2 separate regions of the Homo sapiens genome follow, and region 1 is linked to region 2. Evidence: chromatin contacts called from ENCODE Hi-C data. All regions are on one chromosome and are shown on one strand. The core of a region is the stretch at or near the end of the contact, and the rest is flanking DNA. Distances in the headings are between cores, read along the strand shown. Region 1 holds the start of NEK3 (NIMA related kinase 3). Region 2 holds the start of THSD1 (thrombospondin type 1 domain containing 1).

Evidence for each region. Hi-C counts contacts between places; a loop is a spot of excess contacts on that map. Pooled maps may share reads with other maps.
Region 1: a loop to region 2 is called in a pooled map, with 4 times the contacts of the local background. The contact joins the promoter of NEK3 here to the promoter of THSD1 in region 2. A Hi-C loop is called at or near these places in 4 of 50 pooled maps.

The regions. Positions count from the first base shown.
Region 1 is chr13:52,157,463-52,161,698 of GRCh38, forward strand. It overlaps NEK3 (NIMA related kinase 3), which reads right to left and starts at 2,135. Exons shown (of 16, transcript NM_002498.3): 1 at 2,081-2,135. RefSeq lists silencers at 1,822-1,931, 2,012-2,071, 3,832-4,126.
Region 2 is chr13:52,403,805-52,408,179 of GRCh38, forward strand. THSD1 (thrombospondin type 1 domain containing 1) reads right to left here and starts at 2,368. Exons shown (of 5, transcript NM_018676.4): 1 at 2,227-2,368. RefSeq lists a silencer at 2,298-2,457.

The sequences.
Region 1 (4,236 bases), core at 885-3,384, 250 kb before region 2:
CCCTGAGAGAGGAAAGGCACAATGGTTGTGTGTGTGGTTTTTTGTTTGTGTGATTTTTCTGGAAGTGGGAGTGTTGCAGGGGTTGGGCAAAACATATTGATAGAAGACAGACATGTGTTTCATTTTGGACATGCCAAACTGGAGGTTCCTGGGAGTCAAGAGAGATGTTAAACACACAGTTGGAGTCCTTGACTTCAGTCTCCCATCTATATTTCCAGGATGAAGCAGCTAGCGGGACTGCTTAGCACATAAGAGAAAATGGATAAAACGTTCCTAACACTTTGCCTGGTACATACAAGGTCCTGAATAACTGGCAGCTATTATGATTATTAAAACCTTAGGGAAGTGATGCATTCTTTTTCATTGCAGGAAAAACACTGTAATGAATTTACTTGATTTTTCAAAAAGCTTACAGTGTTTGTTTTTTATTTTGAGACGGAGTCTCGCTCCTGTTGCCCAGGCTGGAGTGCAATGGTGCGATCTCGGCTCACCGCAACCTCCACCTCCCAGGTTCAAGTGATTCTCCTGCCTCAGCCTCCCGAGTAGCTGGGATTACAGGCATGCGCCACCACGCCCGGCTAATTTTGTATTTTTAGTAGAGACGCGGTTTCTCCATGTTGGTCAGGCTGGGCTCGAACTCCCGACCTCAGATGATCCGCCCGCCTCGGCCTCCCAAAGTGCTGGGATTACAGGCGTGAGCCACCCCGTCCGGCCCTAGTGTTCGTTTTTTAATTACACCACAAAGAATTATAAGGCAGAGAGAGCATGACAGGCAAAGCAAAAATCAAACTAAAACCTCTACTATAGTGACCTGTAAAAATTCCAGTTTGTATTACTGTTTATCACAGAATTACCAGGAAATCCTAGAAATAATTTCTTCATATAACCAAATCAGTCATACACATTGTCTTCGAAACAATGTTTTTCCAAGATCGATGAGGTCTTTTGAGTGTATATAGATGTGAAAGAAACAAGTCCTTTACTACTATTCTAACACCTGGTATTACACGGTTTAACATGGAAGCCAAGTTTCCCCATGATCTTATTCTTCGTTTCTTCGGGGCTTTATTCTATGCAATGGAGAGTAACTGAAAATTAAGAGCAACCAGACTTCTTAGCTGAAAACCACATTTGATATTTTCTGCCCACATTTGCCTGTTACTCAATATTACACCCATATGATCATTACAAGACCTGAATACACTCTGGACATGGCAAAAGTATATCGGCCCCTTCGCATGCCTGCAACAATACTTTTAAAAACCTAATAAAGTGATTTGCAAATACCCAGAAGTGGGATCACCAGTGAGATACGGGCTAAGTTCAGAAAGGTCCCTGAAACCACCTTTACAGATGTATAAGTAATGCGAGAAATCTAACATGACTGACTCCATCTTGCTTCTAACCTCACGGGCTAAGTTTTCACCGTGTTGTCGTTTTCTTATTCTAGCACAGAGGCTAGGATAACTGGGAGAGGGATTTCGTGTAAACTTCAAGACAAGGGAAACTGACCCCACCCCTTCCTGGGAACCAACGAAGCCGCCCCGAGTTTCAGAAGCTCTTGTGATTTCATCCCCAGCCGGTCAACTGTTTCAGTTCCCCAGCCCCCCGAAGCCAAAATGCCCTTTAAAACCCTCGCCCCCGAATTCTCGGGGAGACAGGTCTGAGACCCTGTTCTGGTTTGGCCAGCCCTGCGCTTATTAACTTCTTTTTTTGCTGCAACAGCGGTTCTCACTGGTTCTTTCCGGGCAGCGAGCGAGAAGAATCCGTTGAGCCGGGGCCGGCGCCCGCGGGGCAACTGCACCGCGGGGGAGCCCAGTCGCCCCGCTCACCCGTGAGGGCCCTTTCTCCTGGAAAAGCCGCTCCGCCCTGCTGACCCCCACGGCACCGCGCGCCCAGACCCCAAGGCGGCGAGGGACTTGCGGGTTTGCGGCGAGTGGTCCAGACCGCGGGGCGGAAGTGAGGGGCGCGGCCGCGCGTCCGGGGCGCGTCTACCCCTCGCTCCCACTCGGCTCCGCGCCGCGACCACGCGCCGCCCTCCTCGTTCTAGAGGCAGCCCGCCAGGGCGGGGACCACTCACCCGCTTCCCCGGCGACCCTAGTCCACTCCTTGGCCTGGCAACCGGCGGCTTCCGCGGGGCGGGCCCGGCGGGTCGTCTCTCGGGTTGCGGGTGAAGGAAGCCGCCTGGGTCTGGCGGGAGGCACTGTTCTTGGAGTAGCCGGGCCTACGAAGAGCACGTTTTAAAGCTGTTGTTCCACGTTGCGGTGGAACAGTGCTGTTAACATTGAGGGAAATTGTCCCCGACTAACTGAGTTCTGTCTGCAGGTTAAGTGAAAGCCTATGTAGATAAATTTCACGGGCACAGCACTCAGTGCTAGCTAGAACTTACTAGCTATGTGACCTTGGGCAATTGTGGAAGGCGGGATAATGCTTCCGCCTCAGGATGTCCACATCCTACTCCCTGGAACCTGTGCGTTTGTTCTCTTGCTTGGCAGAGGGGGTTAAGATTGCAGATGGAATTAAGGTTGCTTATCAGCGGACTTTAAAATAAGGTGACGATCTTGGAGTGTGTGCTTGGGTAATTACAAAGTAATTACAAGGGTTCTCTAAAGTGGAAGGGGCCCAAAAAGAAGGTCAGTATGAGAAAGCTATTTGAAGGTGGAGGAAGGGGCAACAGCCAAGGAATGCAGCTGGCCTCAAGAAGCTGGAAGAGGAGCAGGCACAGTGTCTCATGTTTGCAATCCCAGTGCTTTGGAAGGCAGAGGCAGGAGAGGAACACTTTAGCCCAGGAGTTCGAGATCAGCCTGGGCAACATAGTGAGACACTCGTCTCTACGAAAAATTAACTAGACATAGCGACGGGCACTGTGGTCCCAGCTGCTCGGGGGATTGGGGCAGGAGGATCACTAGAGCTGGAGAGGGCTCATGATCCCACCACTGCAGTCCAGCTTTGGTGACAGAGCAAGAACCTGTCTCCAAAAAAAAAAAAAAATATATATATATATATATATATATATATAAAGGAGGAGGTGGGAGGTGGAAAAGGAGGAGAAGCTAGAAAAGGAGGGAAAAACAAAAAACAAAAACCAAATTGTTCCCCAGAGCTTCCAGAAGTAACAGTCCAGCTGACCCCTTGATTTTTTTGTTTTTTGAAACAGGGTCTTGCTATGTTGCCAAGACTGGTTTTGAGCTCCCGGGCTCAAGCGATCCGCCCACCTCAGCCTCCTGAGTGGCTGGGACTACAGGAAAACCACCATGCACACTGACGCCTTGATTTTAACCCAGTGAGCTGTATTTCTGAACTTCAGAACTGTAAGGTAATAAATTCGTGTCGTTTTAGCCACTTAGGTTGTCACAGTTTGTTACAGAAGCCTTAGGAAACTAATACAGCAGAGTAACTAAATCCCTCTGTATAAAAGTATAGAACCTACCTCATAGGATTACTGTGAACAACATCTGGTTACCCTTTACTTGTAAGCGCTGAACGTGTTCATTATAACGTGTCAACCAGAGTCAGAGAGACCGAAATCCAAGTAAAGAAGTTTATTGGCAGTCTGAGAATTGCAGTTCAAGGAACACAGATTCCAGAAGCATTTGAATTGTGTCCTGACCAGCTATTTTTGGGTAGGGTTTTTAAAGGAAGTAAGAAGTCAGTTCTCACTAGTTCATCCATAACCTTCGTAACCCACTATTTTGATTGAAGATAAAGCGTTATCATGACAGTTCATTGGTTTCTAGGCAAAAGTCCTTGATTCAGGGGTTTGAGAAAAGTTCAGTCCTCAGCATGAAGTCCTTTTCATAATGGCAGCAATTTTGTCTGCAACATCAGCAAGTACATTCTGCAGTCAGGCAGTTGTAAAATGGCATTCAGGAACAAAATGGCTTTGCTCTGGCCAGCTCCAATTGCCTTCCTTCCACAATGTCAAAGTTAATGTACAACTATTCTGTAGTGTGGTGATAAGAGAAGGGAAATGCTACAAATCAACATTTACAACATCTGCACTGCTTTCTTTGTACTCTATACAAAGACTAGTTTCAATTAAAAACAAAGAAGGCCAGGCACGATGGCTCAGGCCTGTAATCCCAGCACTTTGGGAGGCCGAGGTAGGCAGATCACCTGAGGTCAGGAGTTCGTGACCAGCCTGGCCTACATGGTGAAACCCTGTCTCTACTAAAAATACAAAAATTAGCTGGGCATGGTGGGTGGCGCCTGTAACCCCAACTACTCGGGAGGCTG
Region 2 (4,375 bases), core at 1,118-3,617:
TATTCAACTATAGAATAAGATACTGGGCATTTAAGACAGTTCTTTCATACTAGAGTCTAGCAAACTATGTATTAATATTAAATATAACCAAATATGTACTTTCTTAATGTTTAAGGTCCCCCCCATTATTCACATTTTTTTTTTTTTTTTTTTTTTTTTTTTAGACAGAGTCTTGCTCTGTCACCTAGCCTGGAGTGCAGTGGCATGATCTTGGCTCACTGCAACCTCCACCTCCCAGGTTCAAGTGATTGTCCCACCTCAGGCTTCTGAGTAGCGGGGATTATAGGTGTGCACCACCACGCTTGGCTAATTTTTGTATTTTTAGTAGAAACGGTGTTTCACCACTTTGGCCAGGCTGGTCTCAGATGTCTGGCCTCGTGATCTGCCCACCATGGCCTCCCAAAGTGCTGGGATTACAGGCGTGAGCCACCACACCCAGCCCACAGTTAATCATTTTAATAAGCAAGTATATTATATTCCAAATACATGTTACATCTTTTCAGATAAGAGCACAAATTAGTGGAATTAAGAAGACTGATTGAAATAAGCCAGAATTCAATGGAAGGGAAACTGGTGTGTCTTATTAGCTTTCTTTCAGCAAGAGCTGCTGAACAAAGGAAATACTGTACTTCCTGAAAGGGAAACAGAGATTTGAAGTGTAACTATGCAGATTAGGGCTCCTTCCTCTTCCCCGCCACCCCCACCCAAAAAAAAGAAAAGAAAGGAAAGAAGAAGAAAATTGTTTTGGGTGGAATTAGCCACAGACTTGACCCAATTCTTTCCTCGAACATGGACTGGGAAACCTGGGCAAAGTCAGCCAGTAAGATCCTTGCAGAACACATCACATCACTTGGGCAAGTGTGAGCACTTAAGACAATTACAATGCTTCTTTTAAGTCACTGAGACCTGGTAACCAAACTAAGAAGAAGCAAGCTCCCAAAAGTTGAACTGGCTTCTCTCAGATTTGTTTGCTTCCACGACAATAACATTTTTATTTTTGAAGCCCCAAATCATTACTGATTTAGTGATTATAACACATTTTCTTTCTTATGAAAATGATCGGTAAAACATAGAATGGTGAGACAATCTATATTTAGAGCTGAATGGAAAAAGACTTATAAAACAGACCAGCCTACTTGTCAATCATAATATGGAATATGATCATAACATTAGTCATAATATGTCTCTTTAATTTCTTTCTACCTTGCTTATTTTCTTTCAACATGTTGTTCTCAATACCTCGACTGACTTCTTACAATGTTTGCATTGAGAATTGTTCTAAGAAATTAAGAACTTAGATATATTTTATACACATTTGAAAATACTTCTACCTAGCATTCTTGTATGTAAACTTTAGAGACAAATTCTAAATGCATCAGCTGAGAAGGTGGGGAAAAGTTGTGAATATTCTCAATGGCTAACAGCATCACCCAACCTGAGACCCCATGTTTTTGCTGAAACCAGCTAGGACAAACGCTTCTAAATCTCCCTTCATAGCTGCAGAAAAAGTAAATGAATTACACTAATGTCCATGGGACCAATGATTCGTGAAAGAATAAAATGGAAAACGAAGCAGTTATTTTGTCCCTTCTGACCAACATGCACATGCTTGTGTGTATATATACCAATAGTATTTATTGGGAGGAAATCTCTAGTTCTAAAGCAGCTCGTGTAAACAGGCTTCATTTATCTGTTCATTCGAGTTTGCTCTGCCCTGGTCCCACAGGTTGGGTGCAGCGTTCCTGGGACGCCCTGGCTCGCCCCATCTACTCAGCTTCCCAAATGCCCGCAAGCCCAGTTCACGCCTGGAAGTCTACCCCTCGCGTCGTCAGCTTAAAGCCCTCCTTAATGAGGACCGTCTTTAATTTAATTTAATCCTTGTATTTCATACTTTTTGTATATCAGAAAGGATTTCTTTTTGGAAAGAAACAGTAGCTCAAGACGCGATTTTTCAAGGTTCTGTGGCCAGTCTCAGTCACTCGGCAACATCTGAGCCAAGGCAGAGCCAGGTTCACTTAAATTCGGGACTCCGAAGTGTGGAGACCAATACCCCTTAAAAGCGTCCCCTGGGGCCGAGGCGGGTGTGGGGAGGGGCCGCCACCGTCCACCTGCGCCTTCAGGCTGCGGTGAGGTGGCAGAGTCCGGAGGCATTTCCCGACCCCAGAGGAGCCTCCAAGAGTCTCGCGGCACGGGCGCGAACACCAGGATGCGGAGGGCGCTTCTTACCTTTCGAGACTGACGGGCAGCAACCCCAGGCCGTCCGGGCGCGTGGCGAGGCGGACGGGAAGGCTCAGGGGCGGCGAGGTAGAGCGCCAAGCATCCCGCGTCCCAGACTGCACGCCCTGACCCCGCGGCGTTCGGCTCCCACAGCCCCGCGGGGCCCGCCCCCGACGGCGTGGGGAGGGCGGGCGCCGGGAGGGCGGGGGGCACACGGGACCGGGCGTGGTCGGTTCCCGCCCCTTCTGGGCAGCGCATCCTTTCCTGCCGGTCCCCAGCTCGCCAGCTGCTGGACAGGAAACAGGCAGGAAACGCGCGGCCAGCCAAGGTCCTGCGGGAGGGGGTGCGGCCCCGGCAGACGCAGGTCCCCTCAACACACACCCGCATCCACAGCACACAGCCGGACCAGGGGTTTAACGAAGGACGAGCGAGCAATCTCCTGACACTTCACATTCAATCACTTCTACTCTAGTGTCATTTTCTTCAGGGAGACCACAAAAATAAGTCCTTGAAGCGGCACAGCATGTGGGCTGTAAACTTGCTTTCCCAAATGTCACTGAAGAGTTTCAAAAGAACATAGTTCAGGTAAAGTGCATCTCCATTTTCTTTCCCTGGGGTCAGAATTGGTATTAAAAATAACTAAACATTTTAAAAACTCTACTCTGCAAGTGTTAAAGTTCTTTTTATAGGAATGTGAATTAGTTCAGCCACTGTGGAAAGCAGTTTGGAGATTTCTCAACTAAAAACAGAAAGATCATTCGACCCAGCAATCCCATTACTGGGTGTATGCCCAAAGGAAAATAAATCATTCTGCCAAAAAGACACCCGCACTATGTTTATCACAGTACTATTTACAATAGCAAAGACATGGAATCAACCTAGGTGCCCATCAACAGTAGACTGGGTAAAGAAAATGTGGTACATACACACCACGAAATACTAAACAGCCATAAAAAAAGAACAAAATCACGTCCTCTGTAGCAACATGGATGCAGTTGGAGGACATTATCCTAAGTGAATTAACATAGGAACAGAAAACCAAACACCGAATGTTCTCACTTATAAGTGGGAGCTTAAACAACGGGTACTCATGGACATAAAGATGGCAACAACAAACACTGGAGACTCCAAGTCAAGGGAGGGAGAGAAAGGGGCAAGGGCTGAAAAACATCCTATTGGGTACTGTGTCCGGAATTGGTGGGTTCTTGGTCTTTCTGACTTCAAGAATAAAGCTGCGGACCCTCGCGGTGAGTGTTACAGTTCTTAAAGGCGGCCTGTCCGGAGTTTGTTCCTTCTGATGTTCGGATGTGTTCAGAGTTTCTTCCTTCTGGTGGGTTCGTGGTCTCGCTGGTTCAGGAGTGAAGCTGCGGACCTTCGCCATGAGTGTTACAGCTTTTAAGGCGGCGCGTCTGGAGTTGTTCGTTCCTCCCAGTGTGTCCGTAGTCTCGCTGGCTTCAGAAGTGAAGCTGCAGACCTTCGCAGTGAGTGTTACAGCTCATAAAGGCAGTGTGGACCCAAAGAGTGAGCAGCAGCAAGATTTATTGCAAAGAGCCAAGGAACAAAGCTCCCACGCTTTGCAAGGGAACCCCAGCGGGTTGCCACTGCCGGCGCGTGCAGCCTGCTTTTATTCTCTTATCTGGCCCCACCCACATCCTGCTGATTGGTTCATTTTACAGAGAGCGGAGTGGTCTGTTTTGACAGGGCGCTGATTGGTGCATTTACAATCCCTGAGCTAGACACAAAGGTTCTCCACGTCCCCACTACATTAGCTAGATACAGAGTGTCCACACAAAGGTTCTCCAAGTCCCCACAAGAGTAGCTAGATACAGTGTCCATTGGTGCATTCACAAACCCTGAGCTAGACACAGGGTGCTGATTGGTGTGTTTACAAACCTTGAGCCAGATAGAGTGCCGACTGGTGTATTTACAATCCCTTAGCTAGCCATAAAGGTTCTCCAAGTGCCCACCAGTGAGGAGCCTAGCTGGCTTCACCCAGTGGATCCCGCACCGGGGCTGCAAGTGGAGCTGCCTGCCAGTCCCGCGCCCTGTGCCCGCACTCCTCAGCCCTTGGGTGGTCGATGGGACTGGGCGCTGTGGAGCAGGGGGTGGTGCTCGTCAGGGAGCTCGGGCCTCACAGGAGCCCATGGAAGGTGGGGGA